Regions from separate parts of the Mus musculus genome. Here all the other regions are linked to region 1. The links are chromatin loops, found by intact Hi-C in ENCODE. Cell type or tissue: left cerebral cortex. All regions are shown on one strand.

Region 1 (8,000 bases):
AATGCTCAAATGAGAATTTCAAAGCCAAAATATAACTTTAAAAAGCATAGCTGTTTAATACAATGTACTTCCAAGTCAAATTTTGTTTTTATATGTCAATATGAACTAAAATTTTAAAAATAACACTTGCCTGCACTAGCTAATGTGAACCTTTATTTTAGTTACATGAAACCTGCATTCAACTCTCACGTACCCAACAGAAGACTTTACACTCAACAGCTTAACATTATGAAGTTGAGGTGAAGCATAATTTCAAAAGATTCCTTCATTTAGGGACAACTTTAGGTAACTTAAAATAATTTAATAAGTTTTTCCAAGTAATTAAACACCAATTTTTAATCCCCATATTTTGTAATCCCACCCTATGCGAGCACTGGGTTATGAGTTCCCACAGACTGTCTTGCCATCAAACATGACAATGGGTAGGACAGCACAGGGTCCCTGCCTTCAGAAGACATACCACTCCATACACTACTACTCTGGTCCTACAGCTGTGACAGGCAAACTGTGAAGTTACAGGTGACCCTGTCTGTTATGTCCAAGCAAGAGATCTGTTCCCAAGTCGAAAGTAGACAAGTACAAATGGAGGAAACCCACCAAAACACTCAACACAAAATAGAGTGTTAGGGCCAAGTTACTGTCTAGAAATACCACAGAATTCTTAAAACTAACAGCTGCAAGTGCTGAGCCATGTTCTTGACAGACTTTCTGGAAACTTGTGGTGTTTGCTGGGTCTGAGGGCTAAGCTCCTTCTTGAGAGGTAGAAGAGAAGTTACTGGGAAGAGGGACACTGGCTGGCAGGTGCGAACAAGAGCATCCCCAAGTAGCAAGAGATTCAGAAATGAAGCCCTCCCTCCCTCCCGCCCTCCCTCTAGGAGTCCAACTATGTATACTATGTAGCTATGTCCTGCAGTACAAAATGATTCTTGGTCATCCAAGATTCTATACAAAATTTCTTTCTGGAACAGACATTTGCCAACCATAAACTCTGTAACATCTCTGTGCTATTTAAATTTCTATTAAAAATGGTTTAAAGTAATACCCAAAGTAAACACATACAGTATTTCTTTCCTTGACAGTTACATAATAACACCCATGACAGAATTCATGCCATGTCTGAAACAAGCCATCTTAGCTTTACCCTCAGTCACTGCACTGCACAGCACAGACTTGTCACACTGTCAGTCACTCCCATCTGTGAGTCACAAGCACAGGAGTCCAGCCACGAAGAAAACTCAGTGACAGAGTAGAACTCTCAAGTGAGACTTCTCTAGCCAAGGGTCTTTTTGACTATCCATGTTCTCGTGAATGGTATTTTATTTTTCAACTCCTAGCACATAGCAGTGGCATAGCACAGAGCATAGAGGTTACAATTTTAACAGGTCACACACCAAAGTGTCTTCAAGAAGCTCCACTGGCTCAGTCAGTCAGTTTCCTATCCTTACAGATAACAACCATCCCTTCAACTCTGCTCCTTCAAAAGACAACAAAATCTTCATCATCCACCAGGAATACAAAATGTGTGTCCTTGCCTTACAGACACAGGAGCAGCCCTTCTAGAACAATTTCTGAGCTTATGCCTCTCTGAGGTAAATACAAACTTTCTGTTGCCATTTTTACAGAGTACCTGGTATAGACGCTGACAAGAGTTTTAACTTTTTGGACAGTACCACAGACACCACCGCCGTGCTAGGGCAGAAGCTCCGAAGGGCAGGGTGCTGTAAGACAAGCACCCTGAAAATCCACATATGCAAATAAATCTTCTTAACCACTATTCCTCTGAAACCTTGACAAGTGAAATTTGAGCTCCTGTCTCCCACTTACAGTCTATTTAAAAATGTAATTCTTTAAGACAATTAAAAAAAATTTAACAAACAAAAAGTAAGATAATTCCACTACATTAACATCTCAAATCAAAATACCTAATAGTTATTCTTAACGTGCAAAGTACAGTGTCAAAAGAGAAATGTAAGTATTTAAATAAAAAATAACTTCACACCAAACTTTATGACTTATCAATACGCAAAAAGAACTCTACACTGTAACAGTTAAACGCAAAGAACAAAATGCACCAGTGGTTTCAATTCTTCCACTGAAAAACAGACTAGTTTACCTGGGGGGGGGGGGGCATGACAAGTTTCATTACAGGGGCTCATCTAAACTGTACTTCTGCAAACCCTAAATTAACTCTACCAAAACCTGTACCCAAACAGTCTAGGTTACAGCCCTGAGTCATCATACAGTACTTAATAATAAGTTAGGAGCCAATGAACAGAAAGCCAGGCTAACAACTGACATAGGCCTCCTGGAGTACTGGCTGTATGACCTTGGACTAGTCACTGCCCACCTCTAGGCTCAGTCTGCTCATCTGTAAAATGGGCAGCATTTCCAACTGGGAGGTTATTCGAGGTAATATATAAAAGGCCTTGCACTAATCTATGAGTGTGCAAACAGTTACAAGGAATATTTTCTTGGGATTTGGCAGAACTCAAGAAGCAAACGATGCTGCACCTCGACGACAGGAGTCACATAATCTAGGGCTGGGCAAAGACAAGACAAGTCATTGGAGTCACTGACTCACGAATTTTGCCATTTTTAACTATTTCGGGGTAGGGAGGGGCCTCTAGCTTAGTGCTGATATTCAGCAGCTCTGGGGCCTCTGGAGCCTGAGTGGGTCTGAGCCTATAAATAGATGTTGAAGTTTTGAGGCGATACACAGGTCTCCATTCTAATTCCAGTCTCCTCCCGCTGCTATGCAGGTCACCCCGGCCCCTCCGGTGCCCTGGGTGGCCCGCGCTCGCGGCCCGACTTCCGAGCACACCAGGTCCCCAGGCCCGAGCGCGGGCCCACTGGGCCTCGCAGGCAGCAGGCTGCCGACCTTCGCCGGCCCGGCCCGGCCGGGCCTTGCGTCCTCGCCTCCCGGCCGCCAGCCCCATTTTCTGATCCCGTGCATTGTCCTTGCCCAGAACCCCGGCGCTCCGCACGCCGGTGGGGACCGAGAGGAGGGACGAGGGAGGAGCTGGGGGCAGAGGATGAGGAGGAAGAGGAGGAGGAGGAGGAGAACAGCCTCCTCCCCTGCGCCCGGGCAGCCAGTGGAGGTCTGGCGCCGGCCCGGCCCGAGGCAGCGGGTCCCACCCGCCGCAACTTTCCTCGGGGACGAGGCCTTCTTCCCCGGGCCCCGGGCCGCCCGCCCGCCCGCCCGCTCGCTCCTAAGATGGCAGGTCCCTCCCTCCCTCCGCTTGAGGCCTGGCGAGCCCGGCTCGCAGGCCCCGAGAAGCCGCGCGCTGGGCCGCGCCGCGCCGGGCGGGGCGGACACTCACCGGGACGATGGCGGGGCGCTCGCGCCGCTCCCTCCGGTGAGTCTCAGCCTCGAGCTCCCGCGCCGCGCTCCCGCCGCGGCCTCCGCAGCCAGCGCCGCCCCGGCCGCCTCTCTCCGCCCCCGGCGTCCCGGCTCCGCGCCGCAGCCGCGCTGGCTCAGGGTCCGTCGGGCTGGCGGGGCCGGCGGCGCCCGCGGCCGGGGAGGCAGGCGACAGCCCCTCCCCGGCAAATACCGCAGTCCCCGGGCCCCCGAGTGTCGGCGGCGGGGCCCGGCCCGGCCCGGTGCGGAGGGCGGCGGCGGCGGCGAGGCCGGGCGCCGAGTGGCGGCCGCTGCCGGCCGCTTCTTCCCGACGAGGATTTTTGTAAATCTCACAAAATGGCGCGCGCTCCGAAGCTGCGCAGCGAGCAGCGCCGGGGCCCGAGCGGCGGCGGCGGCGGCGGCGGCTCCGCCAGGAGAGCCCGGACCGCCCGCCCCCGATCCCGCACAGACACTCGCGCACACTCACCGCGCGCACACTCGCCCTCGCACACGCTCCCTCACACTCACACCGGTCCCGCCCGCTCGCCGGCGGCGGCGGCGGCGGCAGCGGCAGCGGCACCAACAGCAGCAGCAGGAACAGCAGCACAAGCGGCGGCGGCGGTGGCGCCCGCACCCCCGCTCGGGGAGTCCGCTTTCTCAGCCCGACCTGGGCCGCGATCGGCAGCAGCGACGGCAGCAGTCTCCCCGGATCCCCCCGCCGCGGTTGCCGCCGCCACCCCCGCCTCACTCCAATGGGGCTTTTTATTATTATTCGGGCGGGAAGCGAAAGGGTTTAAAAAAAAACCAACCAACAAAATGGCGACGGACCGACCCGGTCGCTATAGCAACTGTCAATCAAAACGCAAAACCCCGGCTGACGTGCTGACGTCCTCCGCCCGCCCCTCCCGGCCCCAAGCCGGCGGGCGGGGCCTGTTGCTCGGGTAACGGCAGATTCCGTTCCCTCCTTCCCCTCTCTCCTCCGTCCCCCAGCCAACCACCCAACCCCCCTCAGGTCACGTGAAGGATAAATTCGGAGCTCGGGCCCGCTATGAGTGTCAGAGGAGGGCGCGTGATTCGCTCGGGGGAGGGGAGTGGAGGGAAGGGAAGGGAAGGGACGGGGGCGAGGCGGTGGCCTGCCGGTGCGCGAGCGAGCGAGCGAGCGCCTGCCGCCTCGCGGCCGCCTCGCCCCGCCCCCGCGCTCGCTCCCACGCCGACTGCGGCCGGGCCAGCGCGCGCCCCCGTGGCGCAGCGCGCTCCCGCGCCGCGAGCCCGCAGCCCCGCCCGCGCGGCCCGGGAAGGAAGGGAAGCGGAGGGCAAGCCGCCCACCTCGCGGCCCTGGGAGGCCGCCGTCGCGAGCCCCTATCCCGACCGGGCCCGCGCAGGCCTGGACGATCGCTGGCGTCCGGCTCACCTCCGGAATTACGCCCGCGGCTGCAGGCGCGCGGCCGCCACCTTACTCGGACCGTGCCCGCGCGCGGGCCGCGCAGAAACTTTCCAGGCTGGGCACGCTCCCGGGCGCCGGTTCCCCGGCTTCTCCATCGGAATGCCCAGCCAGCGCCAACCCCAGGGCTTTCGGAGGGGGTTGGGGGGGGGGGTTGTTTTTTGTTTTTTTTTTTATTGTTACCTGTCCTAAGTCACCTCGGTTTCCCGATTCTTAAATTTGCCCACTTGGCCTTAACCGTCGAATCTTCACCGGAATTCTGCCTTTCGGTTTTTTTGTTTTGTTTTTTATTCTACTGTCTTCCGCCTGGCTAAATACTGCTGGGTGTCCTCTCGGGCCATTGACACTGAAGTCCCCTGTGCTGGCTACTTTGTAATTAGGAGACAGCTACTGGCTAAAATTGTATTTTGTACCTATTCTAAAATAATGGCGTTAGCTAGTAGCTTAAAAGGATATACATAAAGATATTTTCGTGTGTAAGTATATACACTGTTGCACACCAAAAGTAACTGGATTTATTTCTACACATGGTTTTTACCATAGTGGTGTTGACGTTTTGCTTAAGCTCTTTGCAACAGATGCAGTCTTATAAACAAATGTAAAAACACCAGTCAATACTGGTCTCTGTGCAGTATGATCCTAGGAAACACTTGGCTTCGGTGATTTCCAACAAACCTCCTATAGTTAGCACACCACTGATATACTAAAGCACCTATTCAACTTACAAAAAAGGGGGGGGGGGCAAAAACTAAAGTAAATTAGGGCACAGGAAGGAAAGTAAGTTGCTTTAGACTGCCTCGGATATAAAACATTTCCAGCGTCTGACAAACATACGTTTGGCTGCCCTGTTGATATAATTTAATTAAAGTCCACAAACAATGTAATTAATCTGAAGAAACTGAAGTGTCCAAGAGTGTCCCTTACACAGAAGTTAGTACCAGGTCCTTCCCAAACACAAGCTTTCTCCAGTTCCTCCTCCTGCCTCACCTCCAGGCTTCTCACCCCATTGACCAGATATTCTTTTCCAGCACAACGCTAAAAACTAAAATCCCCATCAAATGTTTGAAAGCTGGTAAAGGGGAAACCTGGGTAACACTGGCCATCTATGACAGGGTGTCAAGGAAGAGCTCAAGCTGGAAGCCACTCCGTGTGAGGCAAAGTCTGAAGGCTGTGCACACTCGAGCTTAGGCAGTGTTGATCCCTGTATCTAAGAGACGGACCCCTCTCCCAAACCCGTACCATGGCAGCCTTACCTGACACCAGTCAATGAGTTGTCATGTCTGGGCTGGGAATGCTATCAAGTATTGGATATGGATGTCACCTATAAAGTGGCCTGCACATTTATGGCCTGTGACAACCAAGGGACGCAGTGGCCTCTGGAAGAAGCACCAACTAGTTGTGCCTGGATACAGAAATTAAAACTTTGGTTTTACGTGAGAATCCTACCTGAGAACATGGAAAAGCAAAGACAATCCCCCTAGCCTCAGTCACTGCCGTCCAGCCTGCTCTAGAGCACCCAGTCCCCGCAGAAAATGACCCAGCCCATTCTACAGAGAGAAGACAGGTGACTAGTGACACCCTGGTGTGACACTACCTGTGAGCAGTGAGGACAGGATTCAAATCCAAGTGTATTTGCAACTCAGTGTTCCCACCACACCAAAGTGTTGTAAATCTTCACAGAGGTCATCAAGTCAAAAAATGAGGTCTTTGGGCTGGATCCAGATTCGAAATGACCAATGTCCTTAAAGCAAGCTGGACATAGAGACACAACAAACCAGTGGCAAGGGACGGAAAACCAAGGAAAATTGGAGACTACTGAACCCTGGCCAAGGACAGATGTATCCCGGCTGTCCAGTCTGCACCTCCTTTGTGATAGAGACCCAGTTGAGGTGCCAACAAGGTTTTTCCTGGCTCCTGCATCCCGTTTAGTGATCATCTCAGTGCTGCACTATTTTAAACCCATTAGGTTGAGTAGGTGGAACCTGGCTGGGAATTAAACCACCTCTGCCCCTCAGGTGAGGCAAGAAGGGGAACAATTCACAATTCAGCCCTGGACAGTGCCAGGCCTGCAAGCCAAGCCCCTCCCCCTCGGTCCCCACAGACTGGGGCTGATGGAGTAACGTGTGGTACGTGACAGCATACTGTTCAGACGCAGTCCATCGGTGTATATAAAACAAAGGAAGATGAAGGCCTTATAGAAACTGACATAGATAATAGGATGTGAAGCTAATAGCTCTCTGCATCTGAGGGAAAAACAAACAAACAAACAAAAAAACCCTAAAAACTGTACAGCCATTTAAACAATGTAACAATGTGAAAGAGTCACGGTGTAAACAGCACTCGGAGGTTGTTGCCAGAGCTGCTGGATCAAAACCTGGGCTCTTAAATCCTAACACATTAAGATGACAGACAGTAAGCCAGGTGTGGTGGCTCACACCTTTGATCCCAGCACTTGGGAGGCAGAGGCAGGCGGATTTCTGATTTTGAAGCCAGCCTGGTCTACAAAGTGAGGTCCAGGATAGCCAGGGCTACACAGAGAAACCCTGTCTCGATAAAACAAAACAAAACAAAACAAAACAAACAAACAAAAAAAAAAAAAAACAGACAGACAGTAGTGAGTATGCAGAGATTTATTCAACTTAGCTACACCAGGAAGAGAGGAACGGGAGGCCCGGTGGATAGAGGTCAAGAACTAAGCTCAGTTAAGCAGGTACTGCCCGTGCTGTCCCAGCCAACATAAACAAACTCTAAGCTCCTCTCTTGTGCAAGGTGGTCTAACAAGTTGTCAGACGGTATGAAATCTCTTCCTCTCCGCCAGGTTCCTCTTCTGACAGACACTGAGACCCGTTCCTTCACCCAGCCTGCAACTCCTGGGGAAATTCCAATTCCTTCGGGTGCATTGTGTGATAGGCAGTGGGAAAAATTGCATTTCCTCCTGCCGGCAAAGCTTACAAGACTGCCCAGGGAAGTCCTTGTACTGTCTTCATGGCAACTAACATATTCTTCCAGGCTTTCCTAGGGAAATGTGTGGGGTCCTCACTCTACGCACGCACTGAGTGTCCTTTTTTACTGCTTGTAAAAATGATAATCTTTTTATAAACCTCCTGAGGACCTATGGGCAGGTAATGATTTCTGGGGGGGGGAGGGGGGGAGAAGTTCTCTTCAGTGGTATAACCACTGGTAAATTACCCATACTCTTCCAGTAAATAGTCTCTCACCCAT
Region 2 (8,000 bases), 200 kb after region 1:
TAACATTACAAATGACAAAAAAAAAAAAAAAGAATGGAGTTCAAAATATGAGAAATAAAATACAAAGCAGAAAAAAAGTATTATTTATAACAGCAACCAATTTCAATTCTCCACAAAACTGGTTGGATTGACTTCACTTAAGCCCCAAAGGGTTTTTCAAGACTGATTCTTAAAGGTCAAAGGTCCAGGAACAGGTGAGACTCAAGAGTTTCCTGGGCAGATTACTGAAGGGCTAAGAATGCAGCTAAGAATGCAGCTCAGTGGTACAGTAACTGAGTAGCACGCTCAAGGCCCTGCCTGGGTTGAATCACGGCACCATTTAACAAATACTGTGCTTCACAACATGACCCTCTCTATGTCCAAAAACCAAACCAAAACAAACACACCAGATTTCAGGTAAAGCTACAGTGGTAATAACTAAGAAAGAATAGGTACCAACAGATAAAGATGAGGTGACAAAAAGACAAGCCAGAAACAGATCCATACACAGAAACACTCAGCAGGCAAGTGAGATGCTACAACTCTGGTAAACAGAAGTCAAATTCAATATATACAACAGAGAAGGTGACAAGATGAATGAGTCACTAGCTCACAGCATACACAAAAACTGATTACAGGTGGATTATGAATTTAAGTGAGAAATGCATCATTTAAAAAATGTCTAAAAAGAAACACAGTGGACATCTTAGTATGTCCAAAGCAGGGGACATTTTCATTGGATATTAAAATTAAGAATTGGGCTGTACAATGTAGTTTAGTGGTTGAAAACTTGTGTCACATGCTCTGAGTTTTTTCAATGCACATTTAATAAAAAGTGCTCCCAGTTTGTCAGCTTAAAAAGACAATTCAGTATTCTTTAAAAGTAGGTGAAAAAACAGGGCCATGTTTTCCACACAAGGGAAACACCTGACGCTATGTGAAGAGTCTCAATCTCATTAATAAATGCAAATTTTAACCACAATGATGCACCATGTTGCACTACTGGCAAATACAAAGAGATCTAAGATAACAAGTGTTTAACAGGCTGCAGGTTGCCTAAAACTCTCATATAACGCTGATCAAAGTATAGAAACTGACAAAACTATTAAGTAAAAACACAAGCTGGTACTAACACTTCAGATCCAGTTTGAAATCATTTTATAAAGTTGAACATTCATACCCCTAAAAACCAGCAGTTCCACTCCTACTAAATAACTCATGATGCTGGGTACTCCAATCTATTCACAAAGCACTAAAGATGCTTTTGAAACTTATGTAATTCCCTCGAGCTACTAACGATATCTGAAAGAGTTCAGCATTGCAAAGGATAAATTTCTAGAGTATCAAAAGGACATTTTAAAGTAAAACTATGGTTTTTCCAAATACATAACTAGGCCAGCAGGTTGGCTCAGTGGGTAGGAGTGCTTGCCACCAAACCTGACAACCAGAGCCCAATCCCCAATCCACATGTGTCCTCCAGGCTCCCTGCATGTGCCATGGCACATATACCCACACAAGTAAATAGGTGTCAAACCTTTGTAGGTATTATAGCTAGTTTTATCACACAATTGAGTTGAATAAAAGTAATTAGAAACACTAAAAATTAACAGAAAAAAACAAATTATACCACTTTCTATATAAGTGGACAGAGGAAGTGCTAGAATTAAAAGAGGCCTTTCCAGCATTTTAAACTATTCTTTTGCTTTCCTACTTGCAGCTATACCATAGTTCTTCCAAGTGGGTGTGCTGGTTACATTTCTATGGGAAAACAGAACAGTCAAAATGCCCACCAACAGAAACAGAAGTAAACCGCATTATATTCATCCATCGTTACACAAGCAGTAAAGAATTAATGGCTTACATCTCTACGGAGTATTAGTTACTTAGAAACACAGCATTTAGTGAAAGTAAGTTTCAGAAGACTATACCCAGAATAATGTGCTTTACTCAAACACAGAAGCTATACACACAATTCAGTGCTAAATGATACACAAAAATCTGATAAAAATGTTTAAAATACAAGAATAACATGAATTCAGGATAATCACCTCTGAAAGTGAAATATTCAATACTGGTTAGGTTGATTCTTGGTCCCACTGGTAGACTTGTAAGTGTTCATTTGTTTTACTTCACAGTTTGTCAATAAATAAGTTACATGTATTCTGAATATATCAAGTACTACATCAAAGAGGAAAGGATTTAAAGAAAAACATCATACCTTTAAAGTGTTTTTAATTCTATCAGTTCACTTGCTGTGTGGGAGGTACATATAACATACCATGAAATCTTATCTTTACATCAGCCAAAGCAACATTAGATAACATAACTGTTCATTTCAATGAATGTTATGAGGACCAAAATCATTAAAGACCGAACCAACCAGCTGTGAGAGTTTAACCCATTTGCTGTCACATGGCTAGACAAAAGGCAGTCTTTTAAGCAAATTTAGCAGAAAGCTAAAGTCATAAATAAGATGGTCAGTAAAAAGAGGAAAAAAAAGTTTGTTAGCAAGCATGTGAGGAAATGGGTGTTCTCCATATCAGTGACCATTAAAACTGGTACAACCACTTTGAACGTTTCTATCATATCTGGTTAAGTGGAAGATGTATATATTCTACTACCCAGCAAAATTATGCTTAAGGGTATGTCCTAGAGAAACTCCAAAAGTGTGCACAGCAAACAGGTACAGAGATATTTATTGCAGGACCGTTTTAAAGAGTAAAGACTATAAACAATTCCAAAGTCCATCAAAATGAGTACAATGCAGTGCTATACCAACATTTATAATAATTCAAAGAAAGTACAATTATTCGATTTATTCATATATAAATCTCAAAACGTGATGCTGAGTGAAAAAGCAAGTTGCAAAAAGTCACAATTTTATATCACTTTGGTTAAAAACAAATACTATGTATTGTTTATATATTCACCATTACCAAATTATAAGTTATGCATGGAAATGATACACACAAACCTGAACACAGTGGCTATCTCTAGGTAAGGAGGGGCTCAAACTCTCAGCATCTCCAAAAATGTTTAAGCTTTTTTTTGTTTGTTTTTGTTTTTGTTTGTTTTGGAGAATCTGAAGTAAATTTGGCAAAAAAATAAATATATAACAAACAAAATGGCCTGATTTGGTTAGATCTACCTGTGTTTAATCTCTAAGTATTCCAGAAATTAAAAGAGAAAAAAGGAAAATTAAGCAACAATAAGAAAACCGAGCAGGAGAGAAAGACAATCCGCAGCCCTTGAGCGCAAAGCACAAACCCCTGACAAGCACAGTAGTGGCAATTGAATCCCTAGGAGAGTTTTACCGTATAACAAACCCATTTTTCTTAAAATAAAATACACATTTCTTGAAAGAACGTGTTCTAACTAGAGCTGTGGTTGTGAGAAAACTGCCCCGGAGAGAGCAGTAAAACCTGTATGATTTCAACCCTGTTCCCTTGATCCCTCGCCAGAGTCCAGAGCTTTAAAAGGCTGCTATAAACACCCTGCAATACCCAGTGTTAGCCATCGCCTGGTGAGAGGCACAAGCACAAACGGTGGAAAGAATTTGCAAACTGAAGGACGTCTGGAAACTACAAGCTTCTGAGAAAGGTACCGTGCAGTGGTACCGACACACCCTCGGCTTCATTTTGGTCCTTTGTCCCCCCACCCCCCTAGTCTGTCCCCTCCCCAATAGGAGATGGCAGCCCAGGCCTCAGTGACGTCGCCAGCACTGCGGAGCAGCAGCCCTGCGCAGGCGTAGGAAAAGGCTGCAGGTGGGGAGGTGGGGTGGGGGGCAGCTCTGCGTCCCTCCCGGGTCCTCCCAGAAACGGGGGTGGGGGTGGGGGGGAGAGGCGCGCACACACAGACCAGGGGCAGCGCGCACGCGCGTCACCGCAATTCCAACCCCGCGCACGCCACAGGGCCCCTACACAGCGCACCTTTGGGGACCCTCGAGGACGCACGCGCGCGCCTGCCACTGCAGCCTGCCGCAGCGGCGGGTGGGCGGGCGCGCGCGGGTGCTGAGGAGGGGGCGCGCACACCACAGGGAAGGCAGTGACAAAGGTGGGAGGGGAACCACCATCCTCAGAGGATGAGAAGGACGCCCACGCCGTCGTAGGGAAGGGAGAGCGTAGGAACAAAGCGGGCCAGCCGCAGACCCAGAGGCGCGTCCCCGAGCGCTCGGAACGCGGGAACGGGTACCTGACCCGGGATGTCACCCGCACGCCAGGCGACGCGCACACAAAAGACCCCCCTTCTACCGTTAAGGACGCCCGAGGGTCACTGGACAAAGGGAACACACCCACAAGGGCAAGGGCGGCCACACCCCCTCAGCGCGCGGGCGCTCGGCGAGACGCGCGGCGACGCGCACACCCACACTCACCACACACCCACGGAGGGAGGTGTGGAGCGCCCCGATGCCCGGGCATCTCGGCTGCGGCGGGACGCGCAGACGCTTCCGTGAGCCCCGCCGCGCGCAGGGTCTGCACTCACCCGGGCCCGCAGCCCGCGAGCCTCAGACGCGGGCTGCCGACGCCTCCGGCCCTCCACGTCAACCAGACCCGCAGAGCGAACGCTCCGCGGCTCCTGAGGCGGGCGGGTCACGTGGCTTAGGGTGCGCATGCGCAGTCGCCGCGTCGCCCCCTCAGCTCGGTGGGGTGGGTGGTGAGACCGTGCTAGCCCCCTCGCTGCGGTCGCGGTGCGCCTGCGCCAAGCGGCGGGGGCGCCTGCCAGCCTCTGCTTTTCCTCAGGTTTTTTTTTTTTTTTAATTTCCGCCCACGCTGCGGGGGTAGCTGAGCCGCGCCTGCGCATTGGACTGAGTGGGGCTGAAGGGTGGGGACGGGTGGGCGTCGGTGCTCGCAGGACTCAAGGTCCCGGGCCTCCTGTTTCCTCTGAGCCTCACGAAGGCTGGGACAGGGCCCATCATGAGAGGGCAGGACTCGGGGCCTCTGTCCAGCCCGGGCCCCTTCCTCGCCTCAGAGGGTCCGAGGTGCGCATTTTCCCCGCAGCGCGCGCTCCCGCCGCCCCCTCAGCTGCAGTGGCGCGCGCGCGCGAACATCCGCAGTGGCTGTGTCCGCAGCAAGCGATGAGATTATGTAACAGACCATTGGTGAAGGGGGGCGGGGGGAGATGTCTGACGACGATTGTGTTCCTTTTCCACAGATTGTCTAAAGCCACAGGGAAGATGGTGGAAAATTCACCGTCGCCATTGCCAGAAAGAGCGATTTATGGCTTTGTTCTTTTCCTAAGCTCACAATTTGGCTTCAGTAAGTACTGGAATGATGGATGGCCAAGGCCCTTAATGGTATTGAGAACCAGGAAATAATGTGTTTGTCCTTAGAACGTACACACATGAACTGTTGATTCTTTCTACCTGTGTCTCTTCACGAGTCCTAAAAGGGGTACCGTTTGTTTGCTCAGTTTATGTATGCAGTTCTAGATGAACTCTCCAATATTTATTTAGCACTAGGCTTGATGCTAATGTGAATAAAACCTGGCCCCAATCCTTGAGGTCATAGTCATGTGGAGAAGCATAGTAAACCCACAGTTCAGAGAGCATGATGAGTGCCCTGGAAGAGCCTTGGAAGGTTTAGAAATTGGGGTTAGCTACCTCCAGGCCACTCCCTGGCAGTTCTATCAGAATAAGTCAGGAAGGACCATGGATAGAGTCTCTGAGTGAAGGCCTGTGAAGGTTTGGAAGTGAGATGCTTATAGCTCCAGGATAGCATGCTGTAGCTGAAGAGTGAAGATAATGGGCCAGAGAAGTCAGGTGTAAGAATGTACCCTTAACGTCTGGGATCTGCATTAATGCCCACAATGTTCCATTTTGTAGATGAGGCCACTGAGGCTTACAAAACAAAACAAAACAAAAACAAAGAACAAAAACAAACTTAATATGACCAACTCAACAAACAGAACCAAAGTCCCTCTTCAAATAGTTTGGAAGATATGAGGCAATCAAGTGGTAGAAAATTGAATGCCCACAATCCAACCTGGTCCTTGATAGAAATCAGAATGTCTATGTGGAGGTATCCTTCCCAATTCTTAAGTGAAAAGTACTAGCTTAGCTGTAGTGTAGTGGGATGAAGAAGCTACAGTTACTGGCTCTTTCGTGGAATCATTGTTTGGCCTGAGAGCTTTGTGTTTTGCATGAAGTGAACCTGTGAAGTAGGTGCTGCCTTGCTTCCTCAGTTTAAAGATGGGAATACTGAATTTAAGTAACTTGATCAAAGCCAAATAGCAACAGGACTGGAATTAGAACAGGTATACTGGCAGACTTCACTCTACTGAAGTCCTTTGACTCTTGTATTAACTTGGGTAATTTATGCAAAGAAGCTGCTTAATAAACATTAGCTGCCCTTTATTTCTATAAATTACTATTCAAAGAGGATTTTAAGGATTGGAATCTACAAGCATGTTAGATAAACCAAAACCTAATTGAAGAATTTACTGAGCACTTACTATGTATCAGACAGTGTTAGAGGCCAGGGAAAGGTAAAATAACCAAACCTTGTCTGCCTTCATTTGAGCTTTCTGCATACTTGGAGACGACAGATAAGTAAAACATATCCAGGAAGCAAAACAGGGATAGGGTGGAGGAGATTAAGGAGCAGGAAGAGCCCTCCTCATGTGCTGTGCTGCTGTGTGCTATCTTTTAATACTACAACTTACCATGCAGAAAGGAAAAGATCTCTGTAAGCATCTTTGTTCGGCACCAGAAGCTTACAGAAAGCACAAACCATCTCTTCAGGAGTTACTGTATTCCAGTCTTGGCATACAAAGCTCTGTAACACTTCATTCTTAAGACAAAACCCACCACTGCTGATGTAGCCTGAAACCTGTCTCCACCACTTCCTTTGTACAAATGAGTCCTTTCTTGTGTATAAAAATATACATGTGCGTCTCAGGACTGTTTTGAGGATTAAACGAGTTAGTCCATGTGGAGAAGTTTAGAATCTATTGTTAAAACACGGAGACAGCAGAAAAGGAGCCTACAAGACTGGGTATTGGTAGAAAGAAGATTGTACATAGACAGTCAGAACCAGAGGTGACAAGTTCCCTTTAAGCAACTACTTCTTAAGTAATTACTTCTTCCCTATGGAGAAACAATGAGCATGTAAAATGCAGGAGCAAATTCTAGCAATAAGTTCCTAAGAAATATGTCCATAGACTTTTTTTAAATTATCATTAAATTTGCTTACAATTCAAATGATATCCCCCTTCCCCGTTACCCCTCCACAAATCCCCCATCCCATCCCTCCTCTCTCCCCTCCCCTTTGCCTCTATGAGGGTGCTCCCCCACCCACTCACCCACTCCTGCCTCACCACTCTAGCATCCCCCTATGCTGGGGCATCAAGCCTCCACAGGACCAAGGACCTTCCCTCCTAATCATGTCGGATAAGGCCAATCTCTGCAGGATACTTATCTGGACCCATGGATCCCTCCATGTAAACTCTCTGTTGGTGGTTTAGTCTCTGGGAGTGCTGGGTGGTAGCCTTAGACTTTTTAAAGTACAGTATAAAAGCTAAGACACTAAAAACGTGTTAATATGGTAATTATGGTAAGTATTCTAAGACTGGTACAAATAAGGAGCTACAGATCCTGAATTTTGAGAGAGTGAGGCAGGCCTTTGGGGAGCATCTTTATTGTATATGAACCTTACAGACTAGACCATGCCTCACTAACATGTCTTCTCTCTCCCCTTACCCTCTACCCTGCAGTACTTTATCTTGTGTGGGCTTTCGTTCCCGAATCTTGGTTAAACTCCTTAGGCTTAACTTACTGGCCTCAAAAGTAAGTTTAATATTTCTTCAATGGGGAGGTAAAACTGATATTGTTTTGCAGGGTAATACTCTTCTCTAAAACCCAAGCCTTAAATCCTTATGGCTTTTAAAATCCATGAGTATCTGTGTTGAAATTGAATGTTGCTTTTATTTTTGTACTGGGGGAGGGTAGTGGGGGTATTCACATGTGCGTGCCCACGTTGTATGTGTAGGTGAACATATTTGCACGTGCATGTAGTGCCTCAAAG
Region 3 (8,000 bases), 97 kb after region 1:
GGGTTTCTCTGTGTAGTCCTGGCTGTCCTGGAACTCACTCTGTAGACCAGGCTGGCCTCGAACTCAGAAATCCACATGCCTCTCAAGTGCTGGGATTAAAGGTGTGCCCCACCACGCCCGGCCCAAAATTCTGTTTTAAGACTTCAAAATTCTTAGAGCTGCACAGGTAACTCAGCAGGTAAACTGTGGCTTTAAAAGCACTTGCCACACATACCCAATGACCTCAGTTTAATTGTTAGATTCTCACAGTAAAAATAGAGAAAACTCCTGCAGGTTGCCATTTGACTTCTGCTCTGGAGCCCCAACCCAACCTTACATATTATACAGGCATGCACACACATGCTCACATACCTGTAAAAAAAAAAATCTATGAATCTTACCTAGTTGTAAACTTGAGATTGACCAGTCTGATAAAACATGCCCACTGGTGCGATACTGGTACAAAAGTTATAGGAGTAACAACTACTTTATATTATAATTGGATTTAAAGCCCACTCCACAAAATGAAATCCATACCTGGCGCCATTACTGGGATCAAGAACCTGTGACTAAATAACACTCTAGGCTAGGAGAGAATATACCACCATTAATTAATGAAATGAATATAGTATTGAACCAACTCCTAAAGACTTATTTATAATGATAGATCCGTGCATTATCTAACCCTCTACACAGAAGCTTTTATTTGCAGTTAGATAATAAACACAAAGACCACAACTGGTCAATCTGTAGCGACCGAGAGATTGTAGAATGCTCAGCCCTAAATATGGCATTTATTATCATACCCTTCCTCCAAGGCTTAGCGATTACTTTGGAAGAGCCTGGTGTGGTGGATGACTGTAAGGGAAGTGTTCTAGTCACAATATGAATGTGCACATGAACTCACAGTGGTTGTGGCAGTATGCACAAAAGCTGCACAAGCTCAAGCCAGAGCGGAATTCAAGAGTGGAAAGGGGAGGTGGGCATGAAGTCCCATCCCTACCTGAGGAGCTACTGGTAACTGATAGGTGCTGGAAGAGGGAGAATACTGTCTTTTAAGGGTGTGGTCCCGATATGTCAACTGTGGATGCTCACATTCTCAAGAGTCCATGGAGAGTACCAATGGACTCGATGGATGGCTGTTATTCTTAAGAGCACACAAACTCTCAGGGTGTGCGGGAAGAGCTTCTAGGAGAAGCTGGGGGAGGGGAGGGGGGGGGGGAGATGATCCATACATTAGATGAAATTTCCAGTGAACACAAAAGACAAAAATGTTGTGTCAGTGAGATCCCTCAGTGGGTCTCAGCACTTGCTGCCAGGCCTGGTGATGAGGTAGATTCTCAGGACCCACACGGTGGAAGGAGAGAACCAGCTTCCACAGGTTACCTCTGATCTCCAAGTGTGCACCATGGTATGTGCATGTGAGCTTGCTCCTGGGTGTATACTTGCAACACACCCCACATACAACAAATTTTATTAAAAAAAAAAAAACCAAAGTACGGTGAAAACAAATGAAAATGCATGTCACAGAGTTGGAGGAAAACTGCGTAGTGTGTATCCACCAAACAGCTGTATCGAGAATGTATAAAGAGCTATTATAACTTAAAATTTACAACTTGTGTTTTAAGATGAATCAAAGACTTAATCAGGTAATTCAACAAAGATGTATTGACTGTAAATACGCCCAAAAACAGATGCTCAGTATTATTCGTCCTAGGGAAGTAGAAAGAAAAGTCCTGATGACACAGTATGACACACCCACTAGAGCTCAGTAGAGTGACTGTGTGCTCTGATGTCACAAGTCTCCCTGGTGGGAGTTCAGCTGTACAAGTGTTGGTATGTCCTGGAATCTCTGGAATATACAATCTAACAACGCAGGAAGAGAAGAGCATGCAGGTGAAGAATGTATAGGTCCAAGCCAGATCAGCAATAAAGGCAACTGTGCTTTGGAGGCTAAAAGGAGCCCAATGGGAACAAGCTAAAGGCATACATGGAAAAACAAAGTGCAAAGAAAATAAAGCAAGAAGAAGAGGCAGCCAAGGATTCAGGAAAAAAATGCACACCAGCCTAAGAACAGACAGCAGCACAGGTTAGGAAGCTGTAGCTCCCTAAGCATGCAGACAGCCTTGTATGGGTCAGAAGCCATGGAAGCTGTGTGTGGGCCAAGCAGCAATGGGCTGCACTCCGTGACTTTAGCTGCTGTTCCTTAGGAGAGAAGTTGATCTGGGCTGAGAGGGGAGCACTAGTCAGCAGATGAATGGCTAGAGTAGTGAGTGAGTTTGCTCAGCAGGTTCAAGCCTAGACTCACTCAGGTTATTATTTCAGGAAAGTTATTTAAACTTTGAGGTTTATTTCTGCATCTGTAAAATGGGTATGAAAAGGGTACTTAAGCTGGGCATGGTGGCGCATGCCTTTAATCCTAGCACTCGGGAGGCAGAGGCAGGCAAATTTCTGAGTTTGAGGCCAGCCTGGTCTACAAAGTGAGTTCCAGGACAGCCAGGGCTACACAGAGAAACCCTGTCTCGAAAAACCAAAAAAAAAAAAAAAATGCTATGATTGTAATTAGTGGGCCTAGTATTGCCAAATTGTTTATGGCTCAGTGGGTAAGAGCACCCAACTGCTCTTCCGAATGTCCAGAGTTCAAATCCCAGCAACCACATGGTGGCTCACAACCATCCGTAACAAGATCTGACTCCCTCTTCTGGTGTGTCTGAAGACAGCTACTGTGTACTTACATATAATAATAAATAAATCTTAAAAAAAAATGATGCTGGAAGACAGTGGAAAGATCCTGAGTCTGGTACAGTGAGAAGTCAGAGGAGGGCCAGGCTCCCTAGATGTGAAGGCCACCAGTTTTGTGTTGTGGCTTTTATCCTATGTAGTCTGTGTACTTTGAAATGTTTACTGAGCAGCTATGAGCAAGGCACATGTTTTTATCCCCCATAAGTGAGAATGCCAATGCTTGGTGAGGTGGGCTATGAAGTCTCCACACTGAAAGGACTGTGGCGGGATGTGGGCTGACTGCTGAGTAGGCACCGGCTGTATACAGAAAGTCCAGTGTAAGGGGGTACACAGGAACAGACAGCCGTGAGTATAGGGCAGACCAACTGTGCCAGCCTGGATGACAAGGAACCGATGAGAAGCAGTTCAGGGGGCTGTTAAGAACAAGAGTGTATCAGAATAGTCTCTGCTTAGCTGTTAGGTCTCGTCTCTTGAGTGCCAGGTCATGTGCAGTACTAACATTTAAGGAGAGCTCGCCAGCAAGCTGACTGTCCTCTGTGGGAATGCGTCCATCTTGCTGGCGTTAGGCTGCTGTGCTCAGGCACCCCACTGTCCCTAACAACAGCTCCCACTCCTGAAGAATCCCCTAAATACACTAGCAGGCTTTGCTGCGCTGGCAGCTTCCCTCATGACTCCAAGTCTGGACACTCTACCACCTCCACTCCCTCCTCCCGGCTGCTACCAAGTGCTGACTTCCCTGGCCTCTGTTCAAAGCTGGAGCCCTACCCCACCCTACTGTCCCCATCCTCCCTTATCCCTTCCTGGTCCCATTCTTCTCTGGGATTACCAGGGACATATCATGTGTTTTACTGTCCTACTTGACGTCAGCCTCCACTATTGGAATGCTCAAGTCCTTTCTTCTTGTCTGTTGTTATAACTGGGGCACTAGAACTGTGCCTCCTGTGGCATATTTGATGGTTCAATGAATAGTCGCAGATCAATGTTATATAGCCATCCTGGTGGCCAGGACCACTTGGTTTGCTCCCAGTGGGGGCAGCTAGGGTATTGCAAGGTGGAGGAACCAGGGCCTGTCAGACGTACAGTGGGATGAGGAGCATGAAGGGCATTGTCCCTCAGTGCCTGAAAGCCCAGGAAGTAGGGAGGGCTTGGCTTCGGTTTTCTGTCTGGCAGGTTAGAGACTGTGGTAGCCGTGCCTCTGGAAGCAAAAGCAATGTGGCCTCCCCAGAGGATAGAAGAAAGCTGGAGTCCTGCTGGCGCTGGGTGGCAGCCAGCGTCTGGAAGTACAATGCCCATCTGTTCCACTGCTTTCTCTTTTCGGAGGCTGCTGGCTCACCCCACTGGAATGGGGTGGCACTTCAGGACACGAAACTTGGAGCTGGTGGCGGATTTCTTGGAACTGGTGGCAGGAAGATCTAAATTAAGACCTTTCTATCACACCAAATAAATAGAAGCTGAAATAAGAGACTAAAGGAATTCAGCAGAATGCCTTCATACATAATTTTTTAAGTAAGGAGGAAGAAGACCTTAGGAAGCAGCCTGGTATTTATCCACTAGAGCCTCAAGGTATTTGCTGAAAACAGTGATACTATTTGAGGCAAGAGCACATTATTAAACACAAGCTTCTCTTTTTGAAGCATGCTGTGCCATAGAAGATGGCAATTTCCACTCTGCTTGGAAGGCTCTTGACAAGGCCCAAGGCCTGGCCCGTTACCTGCTCAGCAGACAAGTTACTCCAGCATGGGGTCAGCAACATGTACGCACATAGAAGCTTCTTGCTTCAAGCCAAGACACAGAGAGAGGCTCCCTAGGAACTATGAAGAGGCTGTGTCCCTCGCTCAAAGACGAGTGGACCCTGTCCTTTTAGGACAGCAAGGGCTCGGGAAAGTTCATTCGGCTGAAAACCACCTAAGCAGTGCTGGGGGACCTTACCATTTTACATTTCAAAGTTCCATTGAACCAGCTGTGCTTTCCTTCAGGCAGGCAAGGCCCTGAGGTTACCTGGTTATTTCTCCTATCCACTGATGACTCTGCACTCCCAACGTGACACCTCTGAACATAGAACTCACTGTGTAGCATCCATCTAACAACTCCAAAACTGGTTCATAGAACCTCTGCAAGCATACTAATTGGGTTTGTTGGTTAGATCAGAAGGAATGGTGGACTCCAAGGTGCTAGACCTTCACAACACAAAGGTAGATGGTCCTCAAGCCGGTATCCAGCAAGCTCTGGACAATGTACAGCATCATCCTACTCAGGTTTTATTTTGTATCAGGATGTTTATGAACCACTTGTGTGTTTGTGGATTAGCTGTTCTGCCTTTGTCTCTTCTACTTCATGGAAACAATTTACTGAGTTGCTCAACCCTGAAGTAAGATCCACCTTTATGGTTTTCTAAAAATCTGTTGTCTTGAAGGAAAATCTGTTCATGTTTAGGATTGGTCCATCTGGAATTAGTATCTGTCTGTACTGTGACAGGTTAAACGTTTCCCATGGGGATAGCCAATATTATTATTCTTCCCCCCCACCCCCCCCCACATTATTATTCTTAATGTAGCCATCTTTTTCTGATGTCTGTATCGACTGACCGTCCACTCACTGGGATTTTTTCAGTTGACGAGAATTTCCATACTTTTGCTATTTTGTTCTCTCTTTAAAGTGGGAAACAGTGAGACCATGTAAGGCAGAGGCAGTGGCAGGATGAAGAATAGCTCTCTAAGCCAAGGAGCCTTGCCTGGACCCTTCCAAGGCAGTGGTGCACATGCCTCCTCATTCTGAACAAGTAAACAGCACTCACAGAAACACTTTGGGACAAATGTAGGTGAAATTATCCTTTGTTACAGAAAAAGATAAGGTTTATAGTGTCCTGGGCTCAGGATTCCAAAACATTTTTCAAAGTGACTCTGAGACATTTGATCCAGTTCAGACTATGCTGTAAAGTGAGTGCTTCCACTTAGTCTAACAAATGCTTTCTACAAGACCACGCCTGCCCTGTGCAGCGCACAGGCTCTCACTAAAACGGTCAGTTCCCCCTTACCATCTCTTGTAGCACATACGTCACTAGTAGACAGACTGTACAGAATGATGGTGCTGTGACATTTTCTTACATGCACATACCCCGCTTTTGCTCATACTCTCAGGGGCCACCTCTTGTTTACTACTCCATCAAAATGTCTTGTCTGGTGACATTTTTGCAGGTGTTCCTGTCCCTGAGTGACTGGTCCCAGTTTTCATGGATTTCTATTCCTGGCATTGCCTGTCCACAGACACTGAGGACAGGTGACTGCATGAAGGCTGGCATGTAGGCCACTGTGTGGGGGAAAAGGTTCCAGGCACGACTTTCAGTCCTTTCTTCCACTGCAGTTTAATAAAACAGAAACCCTGCCCATTTCATTCATGCAGCTCTCCAGGAGCTGTTCTGGCCCTCGTTCTTAGCAACTGTCCCGTCACTGTGCTTCCTCAGCCCAGCAGTACACACCTCTGTCGTTCTCTTCTGTGTTCTTGGAATCTTCTCCAGAGAGGGTTATGACTGAGGAATGACTAAACTAGTCTTGCTGCTTGAGCTGTGGTGTGAGATCCCTCTTACATCTGTTTTCACTATATGGTCTTTCACATCACCTTACAAATAGATCTTGCACTGCTAGGGCTCCACTTAAGTTTTAATTATCCATTATTCGTAACAGAGATTAATCACTTCCAAGAGAAAAAAAATCTAATTTTAAGGCATGGCCACTTCTTCAATTTATATATTATATGAATTAAATGCTACTCTATGAACACAATTGTATGAGCAAAAGTTTAAAATTGTGCTCACTTTTCACTATAGCTGTCATGGAGCTGGGTGGAATGATGATTAGTGAAATGATGAATAGGGGCGGTGTCCCACCATGAGGTTAGGAATTAAGGGTGGAGGACTGCCAGTATCCTTAGCCTATTGTGAGGAGATGATGAACAGGGGCGGGGTCCCACTGTGAGGTCAGGAATTAAGAATGGAGGACTGCCAGTGTCCTCGGCCTTCCGTGAGGAGCATTTGCACCTTGTCTATTCCTCAAGGTTTTGAGAACTCAGTGCTGTTATGGAGTCTGACTTGGTGGTGGCAGCGGTGGTGGCAACAGCAGCAGCAGCAGTGGCAGCTCAGGAGGAGGTCACATCCCCAGAGGGTGATGCGTCCCAAGTATCAGTACAGTGCCATCAACAGTTGTGAAAGCAACCTTATATGAAGACACTCCAAAGACCGTGTCTGACAACTTTCCTTTAGGACAGGCCCAGTTGGTAACATTAGCCTGTCTATACCTAGTAAAATGTATTAATAGACCGTGCTTCCTTTATTAGTGCTTAGCATACCCAAAAGAGCCTTTAAAAAGGCACTATCAATCAGCTTCAGCAGTCCACGAACACAAGCGCCTCAGAAACAAACCCGCAAGAAATCAAGTTATCCTCAGCATGTTTGCATGTGCCCACATGAACGGGAGAATCGAGTCTGTGATTTCTGCATGAACATCCTAGTCACCGATTTAAACAGTCAGCCTTGGGAACTCGGGCTTGGCGAGCAGTATCTAGGCACAAAGGGATGTTTTAATCCAGCCTCTAAAATAACCCCAAGATCCTTGGTTAAGATCATCAGGTGCAACTTGCCTGTTCTTCCCAAATAAAGTCAGTTTCTCAATGTTTGACAGAACAGGACCCTGAACTCCCACGCAGAATGCAATTCTAAAGGACCTGGGCAAGGACGACAGTGAACGGCTGACCTTTTATAATGTTCTTTATTGACAGTTACTGGACAAGTGTAAGGCATGTTCACAGGCTCTGACACGAAGCACAGCTCTCTGTCTCAACAGCTACTCTTCTTTGTACCCGACAGATACTATAAGCTGCTGTGTGTACTCAGGCATGTACTGCACTCCACTGTTACAGCATGGACACCATGTTTCAGGGACACCACAGACAATGTCTCAGAATAAGGAGTGAGCTACATACTAAGTCACTAAGACACCACAACTCACACAGACACGGGTGGAAGGTGACGGCATCTCCAGGGCAGCAGAGAACACGCTGGAAAAGTTTTTTGTTTGTTTCTTTGTGTTTGAGAGAAATGTAATGTATTCAAGGTTCACATGTCTGTATTTGCCACTGCCTACAGGTCACTAAAAATACCTAGTTTTTGAATAGTTTCTAATACAGTTAGCTTGTTTTCAGGCCACATTACAAGATTGCATGCATTACTTTACACAAAAGTCAAACAGAACAATGTTAACACCAACACATCAGGACTGTGGTACATT

Evidence for each region. Peaks named below come from ENCODE experiments on the same cell type or tissue, not always from the same donor. Only the 100,000 strongest peaks of a DNase experiment are listed, where the experiment ranks them.
Region 2: a loop joins it to region 1, with 18 times the contacts of the local background. A loop is called at or near these places in 4 of 42 quality-filtered maps.
Region 3: it touches region 1 in a loop (8-fold over the local background); 10 of 42 quality-filtered maps call a loop at or near these places.

Annotation. Positions count from the first base shown.
Region 1 is chr16:94,565,855-94,573,854 of GRCm38, reverse strand. It overlaps Dyrk1a (dual-specificity tyrosine-(Y)-phosphorylation regulated kinase 1a), which reads right to left and starts at 3,649. Exons shown (of 12, transcript NM_007890.2): 1 at 3,321-3,649. In left cerebral cortex, no CTCF peak of the experiment used is centred here; DNase peaks (open chromatin) are centred at 3,298, 3,446, 4,282, 4,741 and 3 more places; H3K4me3 peaks cover 3,879 bases; H3K27ac peaks cover 2,650 bases.
Region 2 is chr16:94,367,323-94,375,322 of GRCm38, reverse strand. Pigp (phosphatidylinositol glycan anchor biosynthesis, class P) reads left to right here and starts at 4,773. Exons shown (of 5, transcript NM_001159618.1): 1 at 4,773-4,957; 2 at 5,131-5,234; 3 at 7,690-7,762. The coding sequence starts at 4,893. Ttc3 (tetratricopeptide repeat domain 3) reads right to left here and starts at 4,584. Exons shown (of 46, transcript NM_009441.2): 1 at 4,462-4,584. In left cerebral cortex, CTCF peaks have their summits at 3,493 and 4,864; DNase peaks (open chromatin) are centred at 4,000, 4,638, 5,018, 5,480 and 2 more places; H3K4me3 peaks cover 4,563 bases; H3K27ac peaks cover 2,802 bases.
Region 3 is chr16:94,468,685-94,476,684 of GRCm38, reverse strand. Ttc3 (tetratricopeptide repeat domain 3) reads right to left here. Exons shown (of 46, transcript NM_009441.2): 46 at 7,464-8,000. Among named protein-coding and RNA genes, the nearest start is that of Gm31323, 4.2 kb to the left of the region's middle. In left cerebral cortex, a CTCF peak has its summit at 4,067; DNase peaks (open chromatin) are centred at 3,393 and 4,031; H3K27ac peaks cover 1,609 bases.